7 separate regions of the Homo sapiens genome follow, and all the other regions are linked to region 6. Evidence: chromatin loops called from intact Hi-C (ENCODE). Cell type or tissue: mammary epithelial cell. All regions are shown on one strand.

Region 1 (4,000 bases), 330 kb after region 6:
TGCCCCTGCTCTAGCCGCCCCTGCTGTGGTTCCTGGGCCTGTTTCTACCACTGACGCCAGTCCTCAGTCCCCTCCCACTCCCCAGACAACCTTGACTCCACTGCAGGAGTCTCCTGTCATCTCCAAAGACCAGTCACCCCCACCTTCCCCACCCCCATCTTATCATCCACCCCCACCACCCACTAAGAAGCCAGAGGTGGTTGTGGAGGCACCATCTGCCTCAGAGACTGCTGAGGAGCCCCTCCAAGATCCCAACTGGCCCCCTCCCCCACCCCCTGCCCCTGAGGAGCAGGACCTGTCCATGGCTGACTTCCCCCCACCAGAGGAGGCTTTTTTCTCTGTGGCCAGCCCTGAGCCTGCAGGCCCTTCAGGCTCCCCAGAGCTTGTCAGCTCCCCGGCTGCTTCGTCCTCCTCAGCTACTGCTTTGCAGATTCAGCCCCCGGGTAGCCCAGACCCTCCTCCAGCTCCGCCAGCCCCAGCTCCTGCTAGTTCCGCCCCAGGGCATGTGGCCAAGCTCCCTCAGAAGGAACCGGTGGGCTGTAGCAAGGGTGGTGGGCCTCCCAGGGAGGACGTAGGTGCGCCCCTGGTCACGCCCTCGCTCCTGCAGATGGTGCGGCTGCGCTCCGTGGGTGCTCCAGGAGGGGCTCCCACCCCAGCACTGGGGCCATCGGCCCCCCAGAAACCACTGCGAAGGGCCCTGTCAGGGCGGGCCAGCCCAGTGCCTGCCCCCTCCTCAGGGCTCCATGCTGCGGTCCGACTCAAGGCCTGCAGCCTGGCCGCCAGTGAAGGCCTCTCAAGTGCTCAGCCCAACGGACCGCCTGAGGCAGAGCCACGGCCTCCCCAGTCCCCTGCCTCAACGGCCAGTTTCATCTTCTCCAAGGGCTCTAGGAAGCTGCAGCTGGAGCGGCCCGTGTCCCCTGAGACCCAGGCTGACCTCCAGCGGAATCTGGTGGCAGAACTCCGGAGCATCTCAGAGCAGCGGCCACCCCAGGCCCCAAAGAAGTCACCTAAGGCTCCCCCACCTGTGGCCCGCAAGCCGTCTGTGGGAGTCCCCCCACCCGCCTCCCCCAGTTACCCTCGAGCTGAGCCCCTTACTGCTCCTCCCACCAATGGGCTCCCTCACACCCAGGACAGGACTAAGAGGGAGCTGGCGGAGAATGGAGGTGTCCTGCAGCTGGTGGGCCCAGAGGAGAAGATGGGCCTCCCGGGCTCAGGTACAGTGGGCAGTGCTAGGGTGAGGTCCCATTGCTGATGATGGGAAGTAGGAATCTGAAGTCCCGCCATGGGGGATTTGTTCTTGGATCTTTAACTTTTCTGGTCTGAGAATGCCTGGGAAGGGCAAGCTGTCACCCTTGCTGGGGCCCAGAGGAGAATGGTGTGTGAGTGTCAGGCCTACTGTGTTTGAATTCCAACTTTGCCTCTTTCCCTACCCTTCCTAGCTACATTGTAAAGTGTGGGGCAGTGACACCTACATTATAGTGTCTGAACATGTGTAGGGTGTCCAGCCCAGTGCTGCGGGCACTGTCAGTAAATCAAAGCGGTAAGAAGGTTGGGTGAGGGTATGCTTTGTTGGGCTCCTAGTGCCAGAACCAAGCCAGGAGGCCCCTTGCTAAGTGTCTCTTATTTTTCTCCCCCAGACTCACAGAAAGAGCTGGCCTGACCACCAGGCACCTCACTGGCACTGCTGACCCATCCCAGAAACACAATCTCAGGGACCCGAGCAGCTCCAAGGACGAGAGGATACAGCAGACACAACCTAATAGAGAGGGCGCCTGCAGCCTTAACCTCCACGGCCTTCGATACTTATGCAAGCCTGGTGTTGCTCCTGTCCTCAGAGTCATCCTGCGCTCATGCCTTTTCCCGAATGGGTTCACCTCTGGCAGTTGCCGCTTCAGTCTTGGCCTTAGCCTCATCTTGAAGTGGGTAGCTGGCGGGAGAGGGTGGCTGCGCCCCCTGCTGGCCCTGAGGCTGCAGAGTTGGGAGCAGGACACCTCACCTGAGTTTCATTTTTTTTCATGTCCAAACCATGCACATACTATAGTCCAGAATCAAAGCACTTTTGAAAAGTGGCTGCATGGCCATCCTCCAGGGCCCAGGAAGTTGCATTCCAAGGGCCTGTTTACATGGCAGCAGAATCCATCCCCGGCAGTCAGCCCATAGCTTGGGACCAGTCTGTGCCCTCCTGCCCAGTCCAGTTTACTCCTCTTGGTTCCTGAAGGTGGCCAAGTCATTGTGTTCCCACAGGCTTCTCTAGGCTGGGGGCAGGTGTGGGGCTGTGGAATTCCAAAGCACAAAAGGTGCAGAGGGGATTGGCCTTCCTGTGCCTCAACTCACCAACCACCCTCCTGCCTTCCAGTTCTGCCAGGTGCTCCATGCTGGGGACAAGTAGGAGACTGCCAGGGCCCAAAGAAATGGGTGAGCAGTAGAGTCATCTCGGGGCACTTGGCAGTGTCAAGCACCTGCCCCTTGCCTCCTTGACCACACTGGGGTGGGTGGGCCCCCAGCACTTCAGAGGCAGGAGCCTTTGGGCTGAGCAAGCACTGAGGAGGTGGATGGAAGGGAGCATCTGGAGGGGGGGAGCTTCCTTGAGCAGTGGGCCCAGGCCTGGCCCTCCACACTTCATTCTCTGACCTTTCTCTCTCCTCATTTCGGTGCATGTCCTTTCTGCAGCTGCCTTTCAGCACAGGTGGTTCCACTGGGGGCAGCTAACGCTGAGTGACAAGGATGGGAAGCCACAGGTGCATTTTACTCAAGTCTTCTCTAGTCAATGAGGGGCACCCAGTGCTTCTAGGGCAGGCTGGGTGGTGGTCCCCTAGGTATCAGCCTCTCTTACTGTACTCTCCGGGAATGTTAACCTTTCTATTTTCAGCCTGTGCCACCTGTCTAGGCAAGCTGGCTTCCCCATTGGCCCCTGTGGGTCCACAGCAGCGTGGCTGCCCCCCAGGGCCACCGCTTCTTTCTTGATCCTCTTTCCTTAACAGTGACTTGGGCTTGAGTCTGGCAAGGAACCTTGCTTTTAGCTTCACCACCAAGGAGAGAGGTTGACATGACCTCCCCGCCCCCTCACCAAGGCTGGGAACAGAGGGGATGTGGTGAGAGCCAGGTTCCTCTGGCCCTCTCCAGGGTGTTTTCCACTAGTCACTACTGTCTTCTCCTTGTAGCTAATCAATCAATATTCTTCCCTTGCCTGTGGGCAGTGGAGAGTGCTGCTGGGTGTACGCTGCACCTGCCCACTGAGTTGGGGAAAGAGGATAATCAGTGAGCACTGTTCTGCTCAGAGCTCCTGATCTACCCCACCCCCTAGGATCCAGGACTGGGTCAAAGCTGCATGAAACCAGGCCCTGGCAGCAACCTGGGAATGGCTGGAGGTGGGAGAGAACCTGACTTCTCTTTCCCTCTCCCTCCTCCAACATTACTGGAACTCTATCCTGTTAGGATCTTCTGAGCTTGTTTCCCTGCTGGGTGGGACAGAGGACAAAGGAGAAGGGAGGGTCTAGAAGAGGCAGCCCTTCTTTGTCCTCTGGGGTAAATGAGCTTGACCTAGAGTAAATGGAGAGACCAAAAGCCTCTGATTTTTAATTTCCATAAAATGTTAGAAGTATATATATACATATATATATTTCTTTAAATTTTTGAGTCTTTGATATGTCTAAAAATCCATTCCCTCTGCCCTGAAGCCTGAGTGAGACACATGAAGAAAACTGTGTTTCATTTAAAGATGTTAATTAAATGATTGAAACTTGGCTGTGGCTACTGCTTCTTAATGTGGGGGGGACAGGGCAGTGGTCTGGGCCCACATTTAGAAGGGAAAATGTTTTGCCTGCTGCACACATTGGACCCAAGTATGGGCCTCTTCTGCCTAGTACTGCCAAAGGGACTGTTAAGGTGTCTTGTCCATCTTCTACCCCCCACCCCCCATTACAGGGTAAAGGAACCCCAGACTAGGTGAGGGGCCAGCAGCTGCCTCACACTTGTGTTCTCTCCTGAGATGGTCCAGCTC
Region 2 (4,000 bases), 170 kb after region 6:
AGGCATGTGTCACCACGTCTGGCTAATTCTGTATTTCTTAGTAGAGACGGGGTTTCTCCATGTTGGTCAGGCTGGTCTGGAACTCCCAACCTCAGATGATCTGCCCGCCTCAGCCTCCCAAAGTGCTAGGATTAGAGGCATGAGCGACTGTGCCCAGCCAAAAACACATATTAAGATTTGAAATTTACATTAAAATATAATAGATTATAAGTTTATCATAAATTATAATTTGTATTGCATAATTACATCTCACTTGTTTTTACTTAACTCCATTATGTAGTGCTGGTAGTAAGCAATATTGAGGCAGAATAGGGTCTGGAGGCGGGGAACCTAAGGCAGATTTGTGCTGACTTCCTAGAACTGAATCAAGAGGATCAGACTGTACTCCCTTTGGCTCCACAGTCTTCATTCAGAACTTTACTTCAGCCTCTGATTGGTCACCTCCTACAACCAATCAGACTGGTCGTGGGCCACTCCTTAATTTACATACAGTATAAGCAAGTAACCAATGGGAAACCTCTAGAGGGTATTTAAACCCCAGAAAATCCTGTAACCAGCACTCTTGAGCCCCTTGCTTGAGCCTGCTTACACTCTGTGGAGTGTACTTTTTGTTTCAATAAATGTGTGCTTTCATTGCTTCATTTTTTTGCTTTGTGCATTTTGTCCAATTATTTGTTCAAAACGCCAAGAACCTGTCAACTCATAGTCAAAACCTTTCACCGGTAACAATATGGTTGCCTCGCATGCTTTTTGTCCTAGGCAAGTCTGTGCCTCACTTAGTTTTTGTTTTGTTTGAGACAAGGTTTTACTCCTGTCGCCCAGGCTGGAGTGCAGTGGTGTGATCTCGGCTCACTGCAACCTCTGCCTCCGGGGTTCAAGAGATTCTCCTGCCTCAGCCTCCCAAGTAGCTGGGACTACCGGTGCATGCCACCACACCTGGCTAATTTTTATAGTTTTTGTAGAAACAGGGTTTCACCATGTTGCCCAGGCTGGTCCCAAACTCATGGGCTCAAGTGATCCACCCACCTTGGCCTCCCAAAGTGCTAGGATTACAGGCATGAGCCACTGTGCCCAGCTCTATTTGGTTTTATTGTATTCCAACTCTCACCCTCTTCTTGCTCTGGATTTGGCCTTCATTGCCTTCATGGTCTTCCATTGTTCATTTTCACAATTAAGCCCCAATTAGCCCACGATATGCAAAGGTTCTGTGAAAAAAAAGAGCCCCATCACAGCCTGGCAATCAACCCTAATAAAAGGTAAAAGGATTCTGAGGGATGTGTTTGGCTTGGAGAGTAACAATTTAAATTTGTAAAATGTGCCTGAGTACAAAGGAGGTTAAAAAGCACTACCCAGTGTTCCTAATATATATTCATTTGAAGAGCTGCTTTTCAAACCACAGGCTCTTGGCCTATTCTTCATTAACCCTATTTTCTTTTTCTGTTTTGAGTCAGAGTCTCACTCTGTCACCTAGGCTGCAGTTCAGGGGCACAATCTCAGCTCACTTGCAACCTCCACCTCCTGGGTTCAAGCGATTCTCATTGCCTCAGGCTTTCGAGTAGCTGGGATTATGGGTGCCTGCCACCAAGCCAGGCTAATATTTTGTATTTTTAGTAGAGATGGGGTTTCACTATGTTGACCAGGCTGGGCTTGAACTCCTGACCTCAGGTGATCCGCCTGCCTCAGCCTCCCAAAGTGTTGGGATTACAGGTGTGAGCCACTGTGCCCAGCTTTCATTAACCCTGTTTTCTGTTAAATACCCATAGAAAAATAATTGCTAATCCGTTCCTTTTAGTTCAAGTTCGCCATACTATGATGATATTTAGCACCACCCAGTGGCAATTTTTTCTTATGTTCTTGGGAATAAATAGCAACTTTGCAAACTCTTGATCCCAAAAGAGAATACCTCAATCAATAGAAACAAGAAAAAAGGTGCAAATCAAACTAAATTTCATTTTTAAAAAGTCATCTACTTTAAGAGTTCAGATCATTTTAAGGTTGTTTTCCTGGCCTCCTGTCTCCTTAAAGACAAATAGCTAGGCCTGGTGCAGTGGTTCACACCTGTAATCCCAGTACTTTGGGGGGCCAAGGTGGATCACTTGAGCCCAGGAGTTCAAGACCAGTTCAAGACAACATAGTGAGACCCTGTCTCTACAAAAAAATTTAAAAATTAGCCAGGTATGGTGGTGCATTCCTGTAGTTCCAGCAATTTGGGAAGCTGAGTTGGAAGGACTGCTCGAGCCCAGGAGTTCGAGGCCACAGTAAGCTATGATTGCACCACTGCATTCCAGCCTGGGGGACAGAGCAAGACCCTGTCTCAAAAAAAAGGACGAATAGCTTAAGTAGTTAAACAAAAACAACAATAAAGAAATTTTTCAAAAATTCTCCTTTTATTCTCTAGTTATAAACATGTACTCACTTTCAAATAAAATTCTATATTAGAAGGAAAGGTCTCTTTGTAAGGCATAGTATTGACTTTTTCTTATGAGAAAACAGGAAATATCATTAGTGCTTTTAAAAAACTGAAAGCGTGAGAGAAAAATCAGGGCTCTATCTAGAGAAGTCTAATTGTTTCTCTACAAAAACCAACTGGAATACAGGATAGCTCTGTCCTATAGCAACCTAAACCAGCACCTCCCTTGATGTGCATATAGAAAATCTATGTCTTGTGGCCGGGCATGGTAGCTCATGCCTGTAATCGCAGTACCTTGGGAGGCCAAGGTGGGCGGATCACAAGGTCAGGAGATCAAGACCATCCTAGCTAACACAGTGAAACCCCGTCTCTACTAAAGATACAAAAATTAGCCGGGCATGGTGGCGGGTGCCTATAGTCCCAGCTACTCGGGAGGCTGAGGTAGGAGAATGGCGTGAACCCGGGAGGTGGAGCTTGCAGTAAGCCGAGCTCACACCACTGCGCTTCAGCCTGGGCTACAGAGCGAGACTCCGTCTCAAAAAAAAAAAAAAAAAAGAAACAAAATATATGTCTTAACCAACTTGGAAGAAAAACAAAATTCTGTGTGTGGAAATATATTTTTTCAAGTTATTCTTCTTTCAACCTGGATTCAGCCTCAGGCTGCTGCTGACATCAGTGATCCTCTCTGGGGTGAGGCTGGAGGGCTTGCATTGCACTGGAAGGGCATGAGGCACACCTACTGCCACAGCAGAGAATCAAAGGACCATAACTGTCCCTTGGGGGGTTGAAGAATTCTTTAAAGTGTGAATATTTGGGGAACACAGACCAAGGCTGTGCCCTGATTTTCCCTTTCTGAAAGTCACACTTTAACTAAAATATTTCTGTTCTACAAATTTCCATATATCAAAAAAAAGCTGTAGAATTTAATTCATAGTGTCTTCTCAAAAGGAAGAGGAAAACAAAAACAGTTCTTCGTAGGAGTCTTTTATTTTTTGGTGTCTTAAATGTCAATGATCACAAAAACTTCCGGGTTCTCTTCATTATAGACCTGCATTGCTGAATATGTTATTGCTTTGACTTCTGTTCCCTAAAGTTGGGGTTAGAGAAAAAAAAAAAAAAAAGGAAAATAGGATATTGAAATCATAATCATTAACTCTAGCAACAATCAGCAGAAAGTAAAAATTTTAGTATTTTGAAAATGAAAAACTCACATGAAACAATTAGTTATCAAATTAGGAGAATATACAGGGATCCAAGAAAAATGAGAGGCAACACATGCACAATGGAGTTGGGACATGGAACTCTAATCCTGGCTTTGTTTCCACCTGGGTGTATAGAAATTGTCTGGCCTGTCTGGACATCAGTTTTTCATTTATAAAATGGGTTAAATCACATAAAGACACATCCATGGGTATGTTCACTGCAGCACTATTCACAATAGCAAAGACATAGAATCAATCCACATGCCCATCAATGGTAGACTGGATAAAGAAAATGTGACACACATACACCATAGAATACTACACAGCCATAAAAAAGAATGAGATCATGTTCTTTGCAACAACGTGGATGGAGCTGGAGGCCATTATC
Region 3 (4,000 bases), 52 kb after region 6:
TCACTTGAACCCAGGAGGCAGAGGTTGCAGTGAGCCGGGATTGTGCCATTGTACTCCAGCCTGGACAACAGAGCGAGACTCAGTCTCACAAAAAAGAAATAAAAATAAAAAAGTTTTGAGAATAGTTTTTATTTTTTATTTTATTTTTTTGAGACAGGATCTCGCTCTGTCACCCAGGCTGGAGTGCAGTGGCATGATCTTGGCTCACTGCAACCTCTGCCTCCTGGGTTCAAGTGATTCTCCTGCCTCAGCCTCCTGCATAGCTGGGATTACAGGCGCCTGCCACCATGCCCGGCTGATTTTTGTATTTTTAGTAGAGACAGGGTTTTGCCAAGTTGGCCAGGATGGTTTCGAACTCCTGGCCGCAAGCGATCCACCTGCTTTGGCCATACAAACTGCTGGGATTACAGGCATAAGCCACCACGCCCGACCGAGAATAGTTTTAAGAGGATTTGTTTCTAATTAAAGTGAGTGACTTTACGATCATTCTGGGAGAGGAAATCAGCAGATCACCTGGAATTGGAAAGCAGGGCTGAGGCTGCTCCTGGTCAGTCATGTGCCTTGCCCATGTTTCCTGTACACTTCTCTTTGTGCCTGTGTGGGGTCCCCGGCTACTCTCAGAAGACCACCTTTCTCCTGCCCATTCCTCAGCTCAAAAGTGCTGCCCAGCCCTGACCTAACCACTGTCCTGTCCTTCAGTCCAAATCTTCCAAAGGAAAACACCTCAGTTTCTGCCCAGCAAAAGATCGGTTCCCTCAGATCACATGGCACCCCTTGGGTCAGGAAGCATGAGGCTCTGACTAAGGATGAGTGGTGGTCATGGGGACAGGTCCCCTGAGAAGGGGCCCTGGAGAGGGGCAGGAAAGTTGACCTACATGTCTCCTAAATAAATAAAATCATGGCTGGCAGGAAATTTGAGAGGAATGCACATGATATACTTCCAGGAGCTCCCAGAATTAATGGGGGAAAAAACTGCAGGTGGCTGTAGAGTTTTCCATTAGAAGGAGAGTAAAGTGTATTTAGTTATTTGAAAACAGGTGTTCAAACTGAAACTTGTACACAAAGGTTCATAGCAGCTCTGTTCACAATAGCCTAAAGGTGGAAATACCCAAATGTTCATCAACTAATGAACAAAAATGTCACACACACACATGCGCGCACACACACAGGTGGAATATTATTCATCCATTAAAAGGAAGTTCTGATGCCTGCTACAACATGGAGGAACCTTTGAAACATTGCTTCAGGTGAGAGAAGCCAGTCACAAAGGACCACATATTGTTTGATTCCATTTATACGAAATATCCTGGCCGGGCGCGGTGGCTCACGCCTGTAATCCCAACACTTTGGGAGGCCGAAGCGGGCGGATCACAAGGTCAGGAGTTCGAGACCAGCCTGGACAGCAATAGTGAAACCCCATCTCTACTAAAAATACAAAAAATTAGCCGGGCCTGGTGGCAGGCGCCTGTAATCCCAGCTACTCGGGAGGCTGAGGCAGGAGAATGGCGTGAACCCGGGAGGCGGAGCTTGCAGTGAGCCGAGATTGCGCCATTGCACTCCAACCTGGGCAACAGAGAGAGACTCCGTCAAAAAAAAAAAAAAAAAAAAAAAAGGAAGGAAGGAACGGAAGGGAGGAAGGGAGAGAAAAAGATCCTGAATAGGCAAATCCGTGGAGACAAAAAGTCCAGTGGCGGTTGGTGGAGGCTGAGGGAAGGAGGGAATGGGGAATGACTTGAGTGCTCATGGTGCCGGTGCCTTTGGGGCGATGAGAAAGTTTTGGAACTAGATAGTACTGATGGTTGCACGCCATGAATATCTTTAATGTCCCTAAGTTGCATTTTTAAATGATATTGTTATGTATTTTACAATTTTAAAATAATCTAATTATTGTTCTTGGGACGCCCGTAGGTCCCCTTGGCAGGAGGGGTGGAGGGGGAATGATTGCCGCTGCGCGCAGCGCGGGCAGAGGGCGAGAGGGCGAGAGGGCGGGAGGGCGTCGGGGCTGCCCCGGACCTGCAACCAGCCTGGTAGCGGGCGGCGGCGGCGGCGGCGTTGGGATGCGGGCCACGGGCGTGCGGCCCTCAGCCGTCTCCCGGCCGAGAGCGAGGCCGGAGGCGCCAAGCCGAGCGGGCGCCATTTGCAGCCTGGGGCGCAGCAGCTGCAGCGCTGTCTCCGAGGGGTTGGGAACGGCCAAGGAGGAGGCGCGGGCGGCGGCGGTGGGCGTTGGCGGGCACCGGCTCCCGGCCGTCCCTCCCCGCGCCCGGCCGGCCGGCCTCTCCTGCGCGCCCGGAAGGGGCTGCGGAACAATGGCCGCGCCGCTGTCGCCGCCCGGCCCGGCCCGGGGAAAGCCGGGAAGGCGCGCGGAGCCTCCTGGCGGCGGCGGCGGCGGCGGCGGGAAGGCGGCGGGGACGGCGTCGGGCGTGTCTGGAGCCGTCCGGCGCGGCGGACTCCGGGGAGGCTTGGTCTGCGCCGCGCAGAGACAGCAGCCGCCGGGGGCGGGGCGCGAGCCAGCGAATTTGCAGAACTTCCCTCAATTGGGCTTTGTCTGTCTCATCTCGACTGGATTCAGGTTCTTTATCCTAGACAGGACTGTCACAGAAGGGCTGCTGCGGTCTTCTCAACGCAGCACGTCTAGTGGCACACAATTTCAGCTTGTCAATTTGTCTCATCACTGATGATGCTCACTTTTATCTTTAAGATGCTGTCTGTAGGCTTCTCCGCTGTAAGGTCACACTCACTTGGCAGTTATAATAACAGTATTTTGTAGGGTGGTACTTTGAATTTTCATGAATCACCATTTCTCATCAAACCTTTTAAACCTTATTTTTATTTTTGGGACAAAGTCTCGCTCTGGCACCTAGGCTGGAGTGTAGTGGTGCGATCACCGTTCACTGCAGCCTCAACCTCCCGGATTCAACCAGTCCTCCCACTTCTGTCCCCCGAGTAGCTGGGACTACAGGCGTGTGCCGCCGGCTTTGGCCTCCCAAAGGGCTGGGATTACTGGTGTGAGCCACCGTACCCGGCCCATTTATTTTTTTTTTCATACATATGGACACATGGTTTCCTTTTTTTTTTTCTTTTTTAGCTGATGGGGAGTTCTACTATATTGCCCAGGCTGGTCTCGAAGTCCTGGGCTGCTGCCTTAGCCTCTGGCATAACTTGGCATTGTAGGCGCACCACTGGGCCTGGCTGTTAGGTTATAATCTGTTGCTGTCATTTATTTTATTTTATTTTTATTTTTTGAGATGGAGTCTCACTCTGTTGCCCAGGCTGGAGTGCAGTGGCACGATCTCAGCTCACTCCAACCTCCACCTCCTGGGTTCAAGGGGTTCTCCTGCCTCAGCCTCCTGAGTAGCTGGGGTTACAGACGTGCGTCACCATGCCCAGCTAATTTTTGTATTTCTAATAGAGACGGAGTTTCACCATGTTGGCCAGGCTTGTCTCGAACTCCCGACCTCAGGTTATCCATCCTCCTTGGCCTCTCAAAGTGCTGGAATTACAGGTGTGAGCCGCGGCGCCCGGCCGCTGTCATTTATTTTAATGTTCAAATTGTCCCAGGTTTGGCCAGTGAAAGCCTGTTCAAGCCAGCTTGTGTGTTCATTTGGCATGTCCCTATTGTTCTTTGAATACTTCCTTCCTTCCGGCACAAGATGTTCCAGGCTCATCTTGTACTTTCTCCCTGCCCCAGCCCTGGAATCAGATACTTCTCCAGGGACTCCTGGTTCTGTTTACTGGAGAGCAGTTATTTACAAACCAAGATCCAGATACTGGGTGTTTTCATTGTGTTTGAAGTGGTGCTGCTTTCAGGCCTTCACACTGGACATTTTCTGAGAGAGAGTGAAACTCCAATTCCAATCCAACACCATAGAATTCACTCTTCTTTTCTTCCTCTCCATGATGTTTGGTCTATTCTACTGTGAAGGTGAACACTACCACATTTATTCTTTCAAAAACAGTTTATTCCCATCCTTACAGTAAAATATTTCAGTAAAATTGAAAC
Region 4 (4,000 bases), 72 kb after region 6:
CGCGCCACTGCACTCCAGCCTGGGCGACAGAGTGAGACTCCGTCTCAAAAAAAAAACAAAAAACAAAAAACTTCTTAGGCCAGGTGTGGTGACTCAAGCCCGTAATTCCAACACTTTGGGAGGCTGAGGCCGGAGAATTGCATGAGCCTGGAAGTTAAGACCAGCCTAAACAACTTAGTGAGATCCCATCTCTACAAAAAATAAAAAATAAGCTGGGCATGGTAGCGCCCATAGTCCCAGCTACTCTGGAGGCTGAGTGGGGAGGATCACTTAGGCCTGGGAGTTTGAGGCTGCAGTGAGCCATGATCAAGCTACTGCATTCCAGCCTGAGTGACAGAGGGAGACCTTGTCTCAAAATAAAAAACAAAAACCAAAAAAACCCACTTGACTCTTTTGTAATAACACTTAGCTTAAAACACACATTCTACAGCGGTACAAAAATATTTTCTTTCTTTATATCCTTATTCTATAAGCATTTTCCTATTTAAAAAATTTTTTTGAAACACCATGACTGGCTAATTTTTGGGCTTTTTGTAGAGACAGGGTTTTGCCATGTTGCCCAGGCTGGTCTTGAACTCCTGAGCTGAAGCAGTTTGCCCACCTCATCCTCTCAAAGTCGCTGGGATTACAGGCGTGAGCCACCTCACCCGGCTAATTTTACTTTTTAAACTTTTTTTGTGAAAAATTAAGACACACACACACCAACACACACACACACTAGACTAGACTAGGCCTACACAAGGTCAGGATTACCAATATCACTGTTTTCTATCTATATATCTTGTCCCACTGGAAGGTCTTCAGGGGCAATAACACGCGTGGAGCTGTCATCTCCTATGATCATGGTATCTTCTTCTGGAATACCGCCTGAAGGACCTGCCTGAGGCTGTTTTACAGAAAACTTTTAAAAATATAACTAGAAGGAGTACATTCCAAAATAATGATGAAAAGTATAGTATTTAAACACACAAACCAGTAACTTTTTTTTTTTTTGAGATGGAGTCTCGCTCTGTTGCCCAGGCTAGAGTGCAGTGGCATGATCTCAGCTCACTGCAGCTTCTGTCTCCCAGGTTAAAGTGATTCTCCTGCCTCAGCCTCCCGAGTAGCTGGGATTATAGGCGCGCGCCACCATGCCCAGCTAATTTTGTATTTTTTGTAGAGATGGGGTTTCACCATGTTGGCCAGGATGGTCTTGAACTCCTGACCTCGTGATCCTTCCACCTCAGCCTCCCAAAGTGTTGGGATTACAGGGGTGAGCCACTGTGCCCAGCCCATAGTCATTTATTATCAAGTATTCTGCACTGTACATAATTATGTGTTCTAGAATTTTGTATGACTGTTAGCACAGATTTGTTTACACCAGTGTCACCGCAGTGCTAGGATGCTACCGCAGCTACAACATCACTAAGCAATAGGAAGCTTTCGGCTCCATTATATTCTTAAGAGACCACTGTTGTATATGCAGTCTATTGTTGACCAAAATGTGGTGCATGACTGCAGTTATTGTTAGATGATGTGTTTTGAAGTGTGGTATGGGAACTATAGTCACTGGAATAATAAACATATAAAGTATAAGTTTCTAATTCTGAGATGAGTAAGATGAGGGTAAGATCATTACATTTGTTAAAGAGCTGGTACAAATTCACAGGTATCTGTTCCAGCTTCTTGTTTCCTCTTTGCTTTTTTTTTTTTTTTTTTGAGAGGGTCTCACTCTGTCGCCCAGGCTGGAGTGCAATGCCATGATCTTGGCTCACTGCAACCTCTGTCTCCCAGGCTCAAGTAGTACTCCCGAGTAGCTGGGACCACAGGTGCGTACCACCACGCCTGGTTAATTTTTTGTATTTTTTGTAGAGATAGGGTTTTGCCATGTTGGTCAGGCTGGTTTCAAACTCCTGAGCTCAAGCGATCTCCTGCCTTGGCCTCCCAAAGGGCTGAGATTACAAGCGCAAGCCATCGCACCAGGCCCCTCCTCTTTGCTTTCTATTAGTCTTTTATCTCCCTGGTCACCAGCGGTTTGTCCAACCGCCTATTTTCCCCTTTTCTTCCAATGAAGAGTCCCACATCTTTCTTTATTAAATTTAAATATTTTTCTCACTTGAATATCTCAGATAACCGATGATCCTCCTAGTTAGTTACAGTTTTGGTGATGAAGACATTCATTTATTCCTCAAATGTATGCAAATTATCAATTTATCATCACTTAACTTCAAACTTAAGCTTTTTTTGCCCTGCTTTGTGCAACCAGCTGGACTCTATAAACATTTCTTCTTTCCCAGCTAGAGCAATGTTAGGCCCTGTCAATAGAGGGCGCCAGAGGGACACTGCAATAGCAGAGGCAGGGGCTTAGTGATTTCAGTGTAATTTTTTTTTTTTTTTTTTTTTAAAGACGGAGTCTCGCTCTGTCGCCCAGGCTCGAGCGCAGTGGCGCGATCTCGGCTCACTGCAAGCTCCGCCTCCCGGGTTCACGCCATTCTCCTGCCTCAACCTCCCAAGTAGCTGGGACTACAGCTCTCACGCCAACACGCCAGGCTAATTTTTTGTATTTTTTAGTAGAGACGGGGTTTCACCGTGTTAGCCAGGATGGTCTCGATTTCCTGACATGTGATCCGCCCACCTCGGCCTCCCACAGTGCTGGGATTACAGGCGTGAGCCACTGCGCCAGGCCAAGTTTTTTTTTGTTTTTTTGTTTTTGAGACAGAGTTTCACTCTCGTTGCCTAGGCTGGAGTGCAATAGCGTGGTCTCAGCTCACTGCAACCTCTGCCTCCGGGGTTCAAGCAATTCTTCTGTCTCAGCCCGCCACCATGCCTGGCTAATTTTTGTATTTTTAGTACAGGCGGGGTTTCACCACGTTGGCCAGGCTGGTCTCGAACTCCTGACCTCAGGCAATCCACCCGCCTCAGCCTCCCAAAGTGCGAGGATTACAGGCTTGAGCCACCGTGCCCGGCTTCAGTGCAACTTTCTTCTTCATCCTACAGTACAGCTCCATGGGGAATGGTGCCCACCCTGCAGTGAGTTTGCTGGCACCCTGGTGGGTGGCCACAGATCTTCCAGCCCACACCTGTGGCACCTCAATGAACTTCACCATCCAGCAGGCGGCAGACATATCCTCTCTGAAGAGGTCTAAATCCCAGTCTTTGGTGGGGCATGGGAAAGGAAGTCCTCTTGCAAGTTTCTTCTTTCCTTGAGTACTCTCCTTCAACCTTAAAGGTAATAGCTGGTCCTGTTGTCTTTGCCATTTGCTACATTTGCTATTCCTGTTTGTTTATTTATGTATTTAAGAGAGGGTCTCACTCTGTCCCCCAGGCTGGAGTGCAGTAGTGCAATCATGGCTCATGGCAGCCTCAACCTCCCAGGCTCAGGTGATCCTCCTGCCTCAGCCTCCTGAGTAGCTGGGATGATAGGCATGCACCACCATGCCTGGCTAATTTGTTGGCCAGGCTGGTCTCAAACTCCTGGGCTCAAGTGATCCTCCCACATCGGCCTCCCAAAGTGCTGGGATTACAGGCATGAGCCACCATGCCTGGCTGTATTCCTGTTTTCTTTGGAGCCCTGTTTCCATTTTAGTAGATAATTACCTGTGCTAGTCAATTTTGTGTGTCAACTTGGAGGGTGTTTTGATGAGATTAACATTTAAATCTGTGAGCTTTGGGTAAAGCAGATTGCCTTCCATAACATGGGTGGGATTCATCCAATCAGCTCAAGTCCCAAATAGAACACAAAGAGCAACCTTCCTGAGGGGATTCTCCAGCAGACTCTGTGGACTGGAACTGCACTGTCAGCTCTCCTATGTCTCCAGCCTGCCCACACTGCAGATTTGGATTTGTGAGCCTCCATAATCCCATGAGCCAATTCCTTATAAGAAATCTCTCTTGGCTGGGTGTGGTGGCTCATGCCTGTAATCCCAGCACTTTGGGAGGTAGAGGTGGGCAGATCACCTGAGGTCAGGAATTCGAGACCAGCCTGGCCAACATGTGAAACCCTGTCTCTACTAAAAATACA
Region 5 (4,000 bases), 150 kb after region 6:
GCCCTATCCATGTCAAGCTTGTGGAAAAAGATTTAGCAGGCTAGACCATCTAAGTAGCCATTTTCGAACAGTATGTATGATTTTTTTTCATCGTTTTACTAATTCTTTTTTGGTTTTTGTTTTTGTTTTTTTGAGATGGAGTTTCACTCTTGTTGCCAGGCTGGAGTACAATGGTGTAATCTCAGCTCGCTGCAACCTCTGCCTCCCGGGTTCAAGCAATTCTCCTGCCTCAGCCTCCCAAGTAGTTGGGATACAGGTGTGTGCCACCACGCCTGGCTAATTTTTGTATTTTTAGTAGAGATGGGGTTTCACCACATTGGCCTGGCTGGTCTCAAACACCCAACCTCAGGTGATTCACCTGCCTCAGCCTCCCAAAAGTGCTGGGATTACAGGCATGAGCCACCACGCCCGGCCTTGTTTTGTTTTTTTTTTTTGAGACAGGGTCTCTCTCTATCGCCCAAGCTGGAGTGCAGTGGTGCCATCTCAGCTCACTGCAGCTTTTGTTTTTTTTTTTGAGACAGGGTCTCTCTCTATCGCCCAAGCTGGAGTGCAGTGGTGCCATCTCAGCTCACTGCAGCCGCGACTTCTCAGGCTCAAATTATCCTCCCGCCTCAGCCTCCTGAGTAGCTGGGACTACAGGCCTGCACCAACATGCCAGGCTAATTTTTGTATTTTTATATTTTTTGTAGAGATGGGGTTTCATCATGTTGCCCAGGCTGGTCTTGAACTCCTGGGGTCAAGTGATCCACCTGCCTCAGCCTCCCAAAATGCTGGGGTTACAGGCGTGAGCCACAGTACCTGGCCCATCATTTTACTTCTTAAGAAATATGTACAGTTGGCCAGGCACAGTGGCTCACACACGTAATCCCAGCACTTCGGGAGGCCAAGGCGGGCAGATTGCTTGAGGCCAGTTCAGTTCAAGACCAGCCTGGTTGGCTGGGCGCGGTGGCTCACGCCTGTAATCCCAGCACTTTGGGAGGCCGAGGCAGGCGGATCATGAGGTCAGGAGATCGAGACCATCCTGGCTAACATGGTGAAACCCCGTCTCTACTAAAAATACAAAAAAATTAGCCAGGCGTGGTGGCGGGCGCCTGCAATCCCAGCTACTCAGGAGGCTGAGGCAGGAGAATGGTGTGAACCTGGGAGGCGGAGCTTGCAGTGAGCCGAGATTGCATCACTGCACTCCAGCCTGGGCGACTGAGCGAGACTCCATCTCAAAAAAAAAAAAAAGACCAGCCTGGCTAACATGGTGAAACCCCATCCACCAAAAATACAAAAATTAGCTGGCATGGTAGCGCACACCTATAATCCCAGCTACTCAGGAGGCTGAGGCACGAGAATTGCCCAAACCCAGGAAGTGGAGGTTACAGTGAGCTGAGATCGCGCCACTGCACTCCAGCCTGAATGACAGAGTGAGACACTGTCTAAAACAAAAAACAAACAAAAAAAATACATTTATGGGCTTTAGGATCATCTCATTTGCTGAGGGAAATGTTTTCACACAACTCTACCATATTTAAAATTCTTCCAACTTAGTGTTTTTACTTTGCACGTAAAGCATAATTATGTATATTGATTTTTAATCTCCTTCAAGACCTTGAAGTGGGGTATATTCTTTTGATGGTAAATAGTTTTATATTTCCATTTTAATTCACTTAGTCTAATATGTTTTTATATACTGGTCTGTTCAGAGCCAAAGATAATATAAACTGTATAAATGCTTTAAGTGTCTAGGTCAGAATCACCACTGTAGATACTCAGCATCTACCAGTGATTACTGAATCCTTGTCTGGTAGGATTTCAGTCTAGTTGCGGCTGTCCAACCAAAGGAGGTCTCCACTACACCTGCTTTCTTTTTTCTTTTTTTTTTTGAGACAGAGTCTCGCTCTGTTGCCCAGGCTGGAGTGTAATGGCGTGATCTTGCCCCACTGCAACCTCTGCCTCCCAGGTTCAAACAATTCTCCTGTCTCAGCCTCCCGAGTAGCTGGGACTACAGGTGCCCACCTAGTTTTTGTATTTTTAGTAGAGATGGGGTTTCACCATGTTGGCCAGGCTGGTCTTGAATTCCTGACCTCAAGTGATCCATCCACCTCGGCCTCCCAAAGTACTGGGATTACAGGCGTGAGCCACCACGTCTGCTGGTCTTATATTTTTAGATATCATATGGTCTCAGGAATTTGAGGAATTGTATTGGTTTATTATGTTTGGATCCACAATTATTATTCCTTTTGACACTCAAATTTTTAGTTTTATCCAGTGAACAGTCTCTACCTTGATGCTGGCTCTTGTCTCCTTTTGTCACAACTCCATTAAATTTTGAAAGTGTCCTTGTTCTCTGGCTCCAAAAGAGGCCTAGACTCACTTTGTACTTTCCCTACCACAGAGCTGGAATCAGCCATTTCTCAATCCATTTCCTTTAGTGGAAAGTGAAATTAGAGCCCAAAGTCTGGGCAGTCATTGTTACGGAGGTGTCATTTCTTTTACACTATTTCAGTGGATAGAGTTAGAAGATACATATTTTGGAGGGATGGACATGAATCTGTATCAGAGCTTGTAACAAAAACAATACCACATTTGATACCCATAGTTTTGTTTGTTTGTTTGTTTGTTTTTTGAGACAGAGTCTCGTTCTGTCATCCAGGCTGGAGTGCAGTGGCACGATCTCAGCTTACCACAACCTCCACCTGCTGGGTTCAAGTGATTCTCCTGCCTTGGCCTCCCGAGTAGCTGGGATTACAAGCACATATCCGGCTAATTTTTTTTTTTTTTTTTGTATTTTTAGTAGAGATGGGGTTTCACCATGTTGGCCAGGCTGGTCTTGAACTCCTGGCCTCAAGTGATCCACCCACCTCCACTTCCCAAAGTGCTGGGATTACAGATGTGAGCTACTACGCCCAGCCTAATACGCATAATATTACTATCTCAGGAGAAATCAGAATTCATTCAAATCATGTACTTTTAATGTTTACTGATTAATATGTCAACAGTTACACACAGGATAATAACTGTACTAGTGGTAATTCCATACATTTTCCTACATATTTTACCAGACTGTATTAGCTTTCTTGGATTTTTTTTTTTTTTTTTTTTTTTTTTTGAGATGAAGTCTCACTGTGTCATCTAAGCTGGAGTGCAGTGGCACAATCTCAGCTCACTGCAACCTCCGCCTCCCGGGCTCAAGTGATTCTCCTGCCTCAGCCTCCCGTGTAGCTGGGATTACAGGCGTGTGCCACCATGCCCAGCTAAGTTTTGTATTTTTTTTTAGTAAAGATGGAGTTTTACCATATTGGCCAGGCTGATCTCAAACTGCTGACCTCAAGTGATCCACTCACCTCAGCCTTCCAAAGTGCTGGGATTACAGGTGTGAGCCACAGTGCCCAGCTTCTTGGAGTTTTTTACTGTGTTTGGTGCCCTACTTCTGCACTGTCCTGACTTTATTTAAATGAATATTCCATAAACATTGATTCAACATTATACAATTAATTTTTATAATTTTTAGATTAGAACCCATAATCTACTGTTCTGACAGCTATTGAACAAAATTGTTTATTACTAATTATAATACGTAATTATTCCTCACTACAACTGTTTACCAAAGCATTTCACACATGTTAACTCATTTGGTCCTCACATTAACCCTGTGAGTGATATTTCCATTAGCCAAAGGAAGCAAGCAAAGATAATACTAGGCTGATATATAGAAGCAGCACCATCGTAGTTGTTTATGATGAATGTCCAGTAGAATTAGTCAGGCTTCTCATCAGTCTGGGTGGTGCCCATATCTTACCAGTTAAATATTTTAACTGTCACCCTAAAGCAGGTTTATATAATGTTTTAAATTACTTGCTCCAAGAAGATAGTAAATAACTAGAACCCCAACCCTTCCAATCCCTGTGGTCCTCTTTCCACCAGATCTTTTATTAATAAAAATGGCAAGTTCTCCTTCTATCTAAAATATTAATAAATTTAAATTTATGCAATATTTTTCTTTCTCTAGTAA
Region 6 (4,000 bases):
CTTCTGACTTGTTGCAAACATTCCTTTTTTTTAAACAACCAATTAATTTACTTTAGGATAAGAATTTACCATATAACATTCTTTTTATATAAATTCTTCCCCTCCTTTTTTTTTTTTTTTTTTAATTTTCTCCAAAGCAAACTTCCTTCATGTCTGTGGACTAGACTGCCTAAGGCCACAATATTAGAAGTTAGGATAATAAATGTTACACTGTTAACTTTTAGCAAATTTTACTTTTGTTGAAAACCTTGTAAGTTTGGGATTTCAATTATCCTTTGCTATTAATAAGAACTTATTTAGTCTAAATTAACTTAGAATTGGTATAGACGGTTCCTTCCTTGGTTCTGTAAGTGCTTTAAGGCTTGGCTGAGTGCAAACAGCTCCCAGGTTTGAGCAGACCAACTATTAGGCAATTTTCCCAACTCTGCTTCTACAAGAGTTTCCCTATCAATTACTGAATACCCATTGTGGTTTTTTTCCCTCAATCACCTGGGAGGAACCATCTATCATCCTGTCCTGACGGGAGTTCCTCCTAGGTCTGGTAGGGCCTTTGTATGGTAATTAATTAAGATTTAGATACCCGGTTAGGAAACCTGCTGGGTTAAGGGAATTATCAGTGGTTAATGTTAAATCATCTTTTTCTAACAGAATAGCCCCATACTTTAAGATTTTTGAGTTAGTAAGCTACCTTTTTGCTATTTTTTTTTTTTTTGACTTAGGTTAGTTCTGAACTGGTGAGGTGTGCTCACAATGAGATTTCCTCTAAAAGTTATTTTTGTACTTTCTTCTGCTAGCAAAGCAGTTGCCTCTACAGACTGAATGCACTGGGTTAAGGATTTTTATTTTTATTTATTTATTATTAGTTTTTGAGACAGAGTCTTGCTCTGTTGCCCAGGCTGGAGTACAGTGGCGTGATCTCGGCTCACTGCAAACTCCGCCTCCCGGGTTCATGCCATTCTCCTGCCTCAGCCTCCCAAGTAGCTGGGACTACAGGCGCCCGTCACCATGCCCAGCTAATTTTTTGTATATATTTTTTGAGACGGAGTCTCGCTCTGTTGCCAGGCTGTGGTGCAGTGGCACGATCTTGGCTCACTGCAACTTCTGCCTCCCGGGTTCAAGCGATTCTCCTGCCTCAGCCTCCCAAGCAGCTGGGACTACAGGCGCCCGCCACCATGCCCAGATAATTTTAGTAGATATGGGGTTTCACCGTGTTAGCCAGGATCTAATGATCTCTTGACCTGGTGATCCGCCCGCCTCAGCCTCCCAAAGTGCTGGGATTACAGGCTTGAGCCACCAAAGCCCAGCCAAGGATTTTTGATAGGAAGGCTAAAGGTTGTCAGTGGCCTTAGTGCTTTCCCGCTACACCTTTGTTATCACTGAAAACAAGGTTATATTGGAGTGTTATAGGGTCATGGAGAAGACCTTTGATTATCAATTATAGGTTTTAAACTTAGCCTGGCTTTTAAAGGAATAGGGTACACTGTTTTCTCTTTACTACTTTTATCTCTTTTTTTCTCTCTTTCTCTCTCTTTGACTCCCTCTTTGTCTCTTTATCTCTCCCTCTCTCTGCCCCTCTCTTTTTCTCTCTTTCCTCTCTGCTGGTCTTTCCCTGCCTCTGCCAGCCACTTATGCTGCTGTTCTCCCCCCTCCTTCCCCTTCCCCTAGGGGAGGCACCAGTGGGAGTGGAGCTACTTTTTCTTCCCCCGAGAAGAAAGAAAAGGGGGGGGTTGTGTGAGGTTCAACCCCACCCCCCCGCCATAGGCATTTCTCACCTCTTTTTTGAGGTTCAACCCCCCCATGGGGATTTCTCACCTCTTTCTGGGGTTCAATCCCCACTCATGGGGATTTCTAACCTCTTTTTAACCTCCGAGACATCCGACTAAGGAATACTTCACCGCCCCCCACGGCTTTCTTTCCCTAGTCCTGACTAAGGAATGCTTTACCGCCCCTGCACTTTCTCTCTCCTTGGTATGTCCTAACCAAGGAATGCTTTACCGCCCCGCGGCTTTTTCCTTAGTCCCGACCACCAAGGAAATACTTTACTGGCTCCTGCGGCTTCTCCTTCCTTGGTCTGTGTGGGCGACAAGTCACCCAGGTGCCAAGGCAAGAGACCGAAGGCACGAACTGTTTCAGTATAATAAAATAAATAATTAGAATAAGAATAGTTATATTAGAAATAGAATATAGACATGATTATATATGAATATTATTAATCATTAGTTTGTAGCATTACTCTTTTATTAATAACTTCTGTTCTACAATTATAATTTAGGAAAACCAGGCCATACAGAGTTAGGAGCTGAAGGGACACCGTGAGAAGTGACCGGAAGGCAGGAGTGTGAGCCCTCTGTCATGCCTGGACAGGGCCACTAGAGGGCTCCTTGGTCTAGTGGTAACGCCAGTGCCTGAGAAGGCACCCGTTACTTAGCAGACCTTGGTCTAGCGGTAGCACCAAAGCCTGGGAAGGCACCCGTTACTTAGCAGACTGGGAAAGGGAGTCTCCCTTTCTCTGGGGGAGTTAGAGAACACTCTTCTCCACCACTTCTTGTGGAAAGCCTGACATCAGTTAAGCCCGCCTGCAGCCATCTGGAGGCCTAAACGTCTCCCTGTGATGCTGTGCTTCAGCGGTCACTCTCCTGGTCCACTTTCATGTTCCACTCTGTACACCTGACTCGCCTTCTAGATAGCAGTAGCAGAATTAGTGAAAGTATTAAAGTCTTTGATCTTTCTGAGAAATGCATAGAAGAAATGATGACGTAAGCTGTCCCCTCTCTCTCTCCGCCTCAGCTACCAAATAGGGAAGGGCCCCCTGTCCAGTGGACATGTGACTTGCATGACCTTACCTATCTTTGGAGATGACTCACACTCCTAACCCTGCCCCCTTGCCTTGTATACAATAAATAGCAGTGCGGCCAGGCATTCAAGGCCACTACCAGTCTCTGCGTCTTGGTGGTAGTGGCCCCCAGGCCCAGCTGTCTTTCTCTCTCTTTTGTCTTGTGTCTTTATTTCTATGATCTCTTGTCTCTGCACACGAAGAGAAAACCCAAAGGCCCTCCCAGGCTGGACCCTACAGAGTCATCGCTGCAGTATGTGAGGCTCCTTTACGCTAGGTTGCTGGCCATTTTGTTTTTCCATGTTGCTGAGAGCTCGGCTTATTCCTTGCACTGGGTGGGTCTTGATTTCTCACCCCTGAGGCCACCACTAGGGGGCGGGGCATGCCTCCTCAGGAGAGAGAACCAGAGACCATCCCTGGAGGGGAATGTAATCCCGGATGAGCCCCCAAATTCTTGTAAATAAAGTTTTGGTGCCGCAAAAGATACAGCACTCAAATATAAAATTTTCTTTTTAATTCTCAGCAAGGCAAGGTACTTCTATAGAAGGGTGCACCCTTACAGATGGAGCAATGGTGAGTGCACACTTGGACAAGGGAGGGGAAAGGGTTTTTATCCCTGAAGCATGTGGCCCCTGCTGCTGTGTCGTTCCCCTATTGGCTAGGGTTAGACAGCACAGGCTAAACTAATTCCGACTGGCTAATTTAAAGAGAATTACTGGGTGAGTGGTTTGGCAGGAAAAATGGTTATGCAGGGTGGCAAATGAGTCAGGGCGGAGCAGGTAGCAGGTAATCGGAATGAGTCAGGGTAGAGCAGGTAATTGGAATGAGTCAGGGTGGAGCAGGTAATCGAAAAACTTTCCTTTATGAGGAAGTTAAGTTTAAAAGTAGAAGGCAAAGAATTGAACATACGGACATATTGATTCTTCGAAAATAAATTTAGAACTCATATCTAACATGTTGTTGAGTTTAAGAGTCTTTTTGTTTGTTTGTTTGTTTTTGAGACAGGATCTTGCTCTGTCACCCAGGCTGGAGTGGAATGGTGCAATCATAGCTCACTGCAGCCTCCAATTCCTGGGCTCAAGTGATTCTCCCCCCTCAGCCTCCCGAGTAGGTGGGACTATGGGGATGTGTCATCACGCTCAGCTAATTTTTAAATTTTTTCTAGAG
Region 7 (4,000 bases), 420 kb after region 6:
CGCAGGGGGACGCGGCTCCGGCGCCCGGCGGCCGCTCGCGCTCGCGCTCCGGCCCCCGGCCCGGCCGGCCCGGCCGCTCCGGCCGCCCTGCGCCGCCCCGAGCCGCCTGCATGTCGGCTCCGCGGACAGCGACTCCCGCGCGGCGGCGGTGGCGGCGGCCGCGTCCACGTCGGGCGCCCGGGGGGCGGGGCGCCCCCGCTGCGGGGAGAGGTGCGGGGGCGGGGTGAGGACCGGAGGGCGCCCCCACTCCCGCCCCCGCTGCCTATTAGGTCCTCTGCCGGGGAGGAAGGGGCTTCGCGGACCCACGGCTCCCGCCCTCTCACCGAGCGGGAGCCCAGCGGGGTTCTCCGCGCCCCCGCCGCGGTCACTCTCTCTCCCGTGCACAGCCCTGACTTGGCTGCCGCTTTCTGCCCTTTCCCAGGGTAGAGAGAGGACAAGTGCCACCGAGATGCCCGTTTGTGCCCCCACCCCTAAGCGCGCCTCCCTTCCCTGGGCCTAGGGATCCCCTCATTCCACGGTAGACCCGAGGCCTTGCGGCTGGGGCAGACGGGAGCAGAGGGGAGAGATCACAGTAAGGCTGGGGTGAGCAGAGAGTGCTAAGTGGACACTAGGGCTCCGTGTTTCCAGTGGGGTTGGGAAGAGGCTGCTCTGTCTCACTGGAGAGTCCAGCTCTGTGACCCCAGGCCAGTCCTTTTCCTTCATTTTCATCCCCATAGTGAGGGCAGTAATGAGCGTCTACCAGGGGCCAGATACTATGCTGAGCTTTCTTTGCATTATGTGGCTTAATTCTCAGGGCAACCCTGTAAAGTCATACTCTGCACACTTTGCACAGGAGGAGCCTGCAGCTTGGACAGGCTACTTGACTTGTCCAGGGACCCGCAGCAGAGCCAGGATTTGAACACAGGCTGATCTGACTCCCAAAGCTGTGCTTAACTGAACTGTCTCCCCACCCAGAGTGACTTCACCCATCCGGAGATTCGTGAGACTCTAGAATTGGCCGGGGCCAGCTCCTCCCCAGCCAGAAAACAGTCTGCAGCAATCTCTAAGAGCATCTCTGAGAAGGGGAGTGGCTCCAGCCCCCTTCCCTCATCTCAGCCAGAGAAACAAGGTGGAGGAGAGAGGCATGGACCAGGGCTCAGGGCCTTTTGTCTCAGCAAGAACCCCTGAGCCCCCTCCCACGACTATCCGAAATTCCACTACTAGCGGGGCATTCCTTTGGGTCTTAAAGGTTTTCCAGAAGCCCTGGAAGGGCTAATTTTCTTTGGAAAGGAGACGTCTTGCAAAGTTCTGCCACAGAAACGTCTTCAGGGTCTTCCTCTCCATCCCCCTGGTTTTACATTAAGGAAGTGAGGTCTACCGATGGGAAGAGCTTGGTGCAGATTCACACAGTGGGTCAAGAGGAGCGATAGACAACCCTCCTCTCCTTATGCCCACCCAGGACTCCTTCGCTGGCCCTGTGTTCCTCCTTGGTCACCTTGGAAGGGGTGAGATGGAAGCGAGCTTAGGGGCTCTTGTTGAGCAGCAGAATTTTCCTGCCCATCCCCTCAGTGCCCCCAGACCTGCCCCACTCGGCAGGGTGACACTGCCCAGCCCTATCATTTCCCCCGCCACATACCTTGTCCTGGGAGAGCCTCAGCTGGGACCTCGACCCGTTTGGGAGAAGAGCCCCGGAGCCAGAGCACCTCTCTCTCTCTTTTCTCTTTGCTCTCTTTCTCTTTCTCTCCCCTTATTATCTTCTCTCTCTTTCTCCCCGCAGCTGCTGCCTGCCCCACCCCACCCGGCCCCGCCCCACCAGCTGCAGCTTAGCCCCTAGGGACCCCCCACCCCCCATCCATCAGACAGGAAGACAACCAGGAGGCCCGCAGGAGCAACTGGAGCCTCTTCAGGCCTCCAGCACAGGAACCAGCAGGAAGGAGAGGGTTCAGTTAGAGGACACAGAATCTACTCCCGTCCCTGCAGGGGAGAAAAGGAGGGAGGGTCCTGGTGGGGTCTTGGCCTCCAGTCCAGCGCTGGGGAAAGGGGAACCTTGGCGCCATCTGCTGGCCTCTTTGGGTAAAACCTAGATAGATGTAGGGCATTGGGAGGGAGGAGATGGCAGTGCCTGAGGGCTTGAGAGAGAAGGCGGCTGAAGGAGGGGGCTTGGAGGATTTGGAGAGTTGTGACTGTGGGGGTACAGCCTTCTCAGTCCTCATGATGCATGGGGTGCTTGGGCCTTAATTCTGGGGAAAGCCCTGGTGCCTGGAATCTGGCAGCCAGTGAGAGCTGGCTGGGAGGATTTAGTGGAGCCCTGGGTGAACTTGGGAGGGAGCTGTCAGAAGCAGCCACTGCAGGCCAGGGCGCTGGCTCACGCCTGTAATCCCAGCACTGTGGGAGTCCGAGGTGGGTGGATCACCTGAGGTCAGGAGTTCGAGACCAGCCTGGCCAACATGGTGAAACCCCGTCTCTACTAAAAATACAAAATTAGCCGGGCATGGTGGTGTGTGCCTGTAATCCCAGCTACTCTGGAGGCTGAGGCATGAGAATCATTTGAACCTGGGATGCAGAGGTTTCAGTGAGCTGAGCACACCACTGCATTCCAGCCTGGGTGACAGAGAAAGACTCCATCTCAAAAAAACCCAGCCACTTTATGTACCCCATCCCTTAGCGCAAGGCTTACGATGCAGTTGGGGCTCATTAAATGATTGTTGACTGTATGGAAAAAAAATCATTCTTCCATCATATGTTTATTGAGCACCTATTATGGACCAGGCCCTGTGTAATATTCTGGAAACACAGCAGTGAAAGAATGAGTGAAACCATGAGGACCTGGGTAGGGACTAAGGGTGCGCCTCTGTCCTCCCAAGCTGCACTCACTGGGCTTCATTTGGAGGACTCCACAGAGACCCCCTTGAGGGCTGGCCGGTCACTTACACATTGACACCTAATGGGGTCACCAGCATTTGGACCCTCCTGCGTGTCCAGAGTCTCAGCACCTAACTCAGGCTGCAGGTGCCCAAGCCAGCCCCGGGTACCCATTTAGAATAGGAAGTTTCCTTTTTATAGCCTAGGATGGTCATGGCCCCAGTCAAGGATGGTCACTAGACACCCCTCACCCGCCCTGCAAATCACAGGAAGAATCAGGAGGTCAGGAGTTGCTTTGGGGATATAATAATTGAGCACCTACTTTATCCATGTTATTGTTTTATTTTATTTTGAGACGGAGTTTCATTCTTTTGCCCAGGCTGGAGTGCAGTGGCGTGATCTTGGCTTGCTGCAATCTCTGCTCCCCAGGTTCAAGTGATTGTCCTGCCTCAGCCTCCTGAGTAGCTGGGACTACAGGTGCCCACCACCATGCCTGGCTAATTTTTTTATTTTTAGTAGAGACGGGGTTTCATCATGTTGGCCAGGCTGGTCTCGAACTCCTGATCTCAGGTGATCCACCCACCTCAGCCTCCTAAAGTGCTGGGATTACAGGCGTGAGCCACCGCGCCCGGACTTTATCCATGTTATTTTGAGTCTTAGGCTGGTATGTGTCATTAACTTCCATTCCATATCAGGAAGCTGAGGATCAGAGAGGTAAGGGGACTTGCCCTGTGTCACACAGCCAGTGAACTATAGAGACATGTCTCAAATTAAATTATGCGGCTGCAAGTTGAGGGCTTGATCCAGTCTGCCTACCGTATCCCCTCACCTCTAAGGACCTCTGAGGACAAGGATCCAGGGCTCAGGGCTCACCAGAGGACATCACATCAATCTCCTTCCCTGAAGGGCTCAAGGGGACTTATTGCTCACAGAGGCAGTTGCTAATCCCAGGGCCAAGACAAGGGACCCCCTACTCACCCAACACTTTTCCCGTGCTGACACATTATGTACATAAGGGAAGACTCTTTGAATCCTCAGAGGAGTTGGAATTATACCCATTTTACAGATGAGGAAACTGAGGCTTGAAGAGAAGAAGGGGCTTGCCATGGGTCATACAGCTGGGAGACACTGATCTAGCCTCTCTAATCCTCAAAATCCC

Evidence for each region. A loop is a pair of places that touch in the nucleus more often than their neighbours do. Peaks named below come from ENCODE experiments on the same cell type or tissue, not always from the same donor. Only the 100,000 strongest peaks of a DNase experiment are listed, where the experiment ranks them.
Region 1: a loop joins it to region 6, with 8 times the contacts of the local background. A loop is called at or near these places in 12 of 110 quality-filtered maps.
Region 2: a loop joins it to region 6, with 6 times the contacts of the local background. A loop is called at or near these places in 28 of 110 quality-filtered maps.
Region 3: a loop joins it to region 6, with 6 times the contacts of the local background. A loop is called at or near these places in 19 of 110 quality-filtered maps.
Region 4: it touches region 6 in a loop (9-fold over the local background); 12 of 110 quality-filtered maps call a loop at or near these places.
Region 5: a loop joins it to region 6, with 5 times the contacts of the local background. A loop is called at or near these places in 2 of 110 quality-filtered maps.
Region 7: a loop joins it to region 6, with 10 times the contacts of the local background. A loop is called at or near these places in 9 of 110 quality-filtered maps.

What each region holds. Positions count from the first base shown.
Region 1 is chr1:32,771,228-32,775,227 of GRCh38, forward strand. It overlaps NHSL3 (NHS like 3), which reads left to right. Exons shown (of 7, transcript NM_020888.3): 6 at 1-1,214; 7 at 1,638-3,743. The coding sequence ends at 1,660. Among named protein-coding and RNA genes, the nearest start is that of NHSL3, 31 kb to the left of the region's middle. RefSeq lists a silencer at 1,781-2,075. In mammary epithelial cell, a CTCF peak has its summit at 1,950 (motif pointing left); a DNase peak (open chromatin) is centred at 1,904; H3K27ac peaks cover 168 bases.
Region 2 is chr1:32,618,452-32,622,451 of GRCh38, forward strand. ZBTB8OS (zinc finger and BTB domain containing 8 opposite strand) reads right to left here. Exons shown (of 7, transcript NM_178547.5): 7 at 2,369-3,497. The coding sequence ends at 3,411. Among named protein-coding and RNA genes, the nearest start is that of ZBTB8OS, 30 kb to the right of the region's middle. In mammary epithelial cell, a CTCF peak has its summit at 1,840 (motif pointing left); no DNase peak of the experiment used is centred here.
Region 3 is chr1:32,498,458-32,502,457 of GRCh38, forward strand. No RefSeq gene overlaps it. Among named protein-coding and RNA genes, the nearest start is that of ZBTB8B, 35 kb to the left of the region's middle. RefSeq lists silencers at 1,959-2,088, 2,179-2,448. In mammary epithelial cell, a CTCF peak has its summit at 2,374 (motif pointing left); a DNase peak (open chromatin) is centred at 2,414; H3K4me3 peaks cover 1,110 bases.
Region 4 is chr1:32,518,300-32,522,299 of GRCh38, forward strand. No RefSeq gene overlaps it. Among named protein-coding and RNA genes, the nearest start is that of ZBTB8A, 19 kb to the right of the region's middle. RefSeq lists enhancers at 2,881-2,930, 2,981-3,100. In mammary epithelial cell, CTCF peaks have their summits at 2,304 (motif pointing right) and 3,088 (motif pointing right); a DNase peak (open chromatin) is centred at 2,332; H3K4me3 peaks cover 413 bases.
Region 5 is chr1:32,595,154-32,599,153 of GRCh38, forward strand. It overlaps ZBTB8A (zinc finger and BTB domain containing 8A), which reads left to right. Exons shown (of 5, transcript NM_001040441.3): 4 at 1-70. Among named protein-coding and RNA genes, the nearest start is that of ZBTB8OS, 53 kb to the right of the region's middle. In mammary epithelial cell, no CTCF peak of the experiment used is centred here; no DNase peak of the experiment used is centred here.
Region 6 is chr1:32,446,124-32,450,123 of GRCh38, forward strand. No RefSeq gene overlaps it. Among named protein-coding and RNA genes, the nearest start is that of ZBTB8B, 17 kb to the right of the region's middle. In mammary epithelial cell, CTCF peaks have their summits at 2,368 (motif pointing right) and 3,209 (motif pointing right); a DNase peak (open chromatin) is centred at 2,408; H3K4me3 peaks cover 282 bases; H3K27ac peaks cover 223 bases.
Region 7 is chr1:32,870,779-32,874,778 of GRCh38, forward strand. FNDC5 (fibronectin type III domain containing 5) reads right to left here and starts at 134. Exons shown (of 6, transcript NM_001441683.1): 1 at 1-134. The coding sequence starts at 112. RefSeq lists an enhancer at 1,902-2,758. In mammary epithelial cell, a CTCF peak has its summit at 2,035 (motif pointing left); no DNase peak of the experiment used is centred here; H3K4me3 peaks cover 427 bases; H3K27me3 peaks cover 607 bases.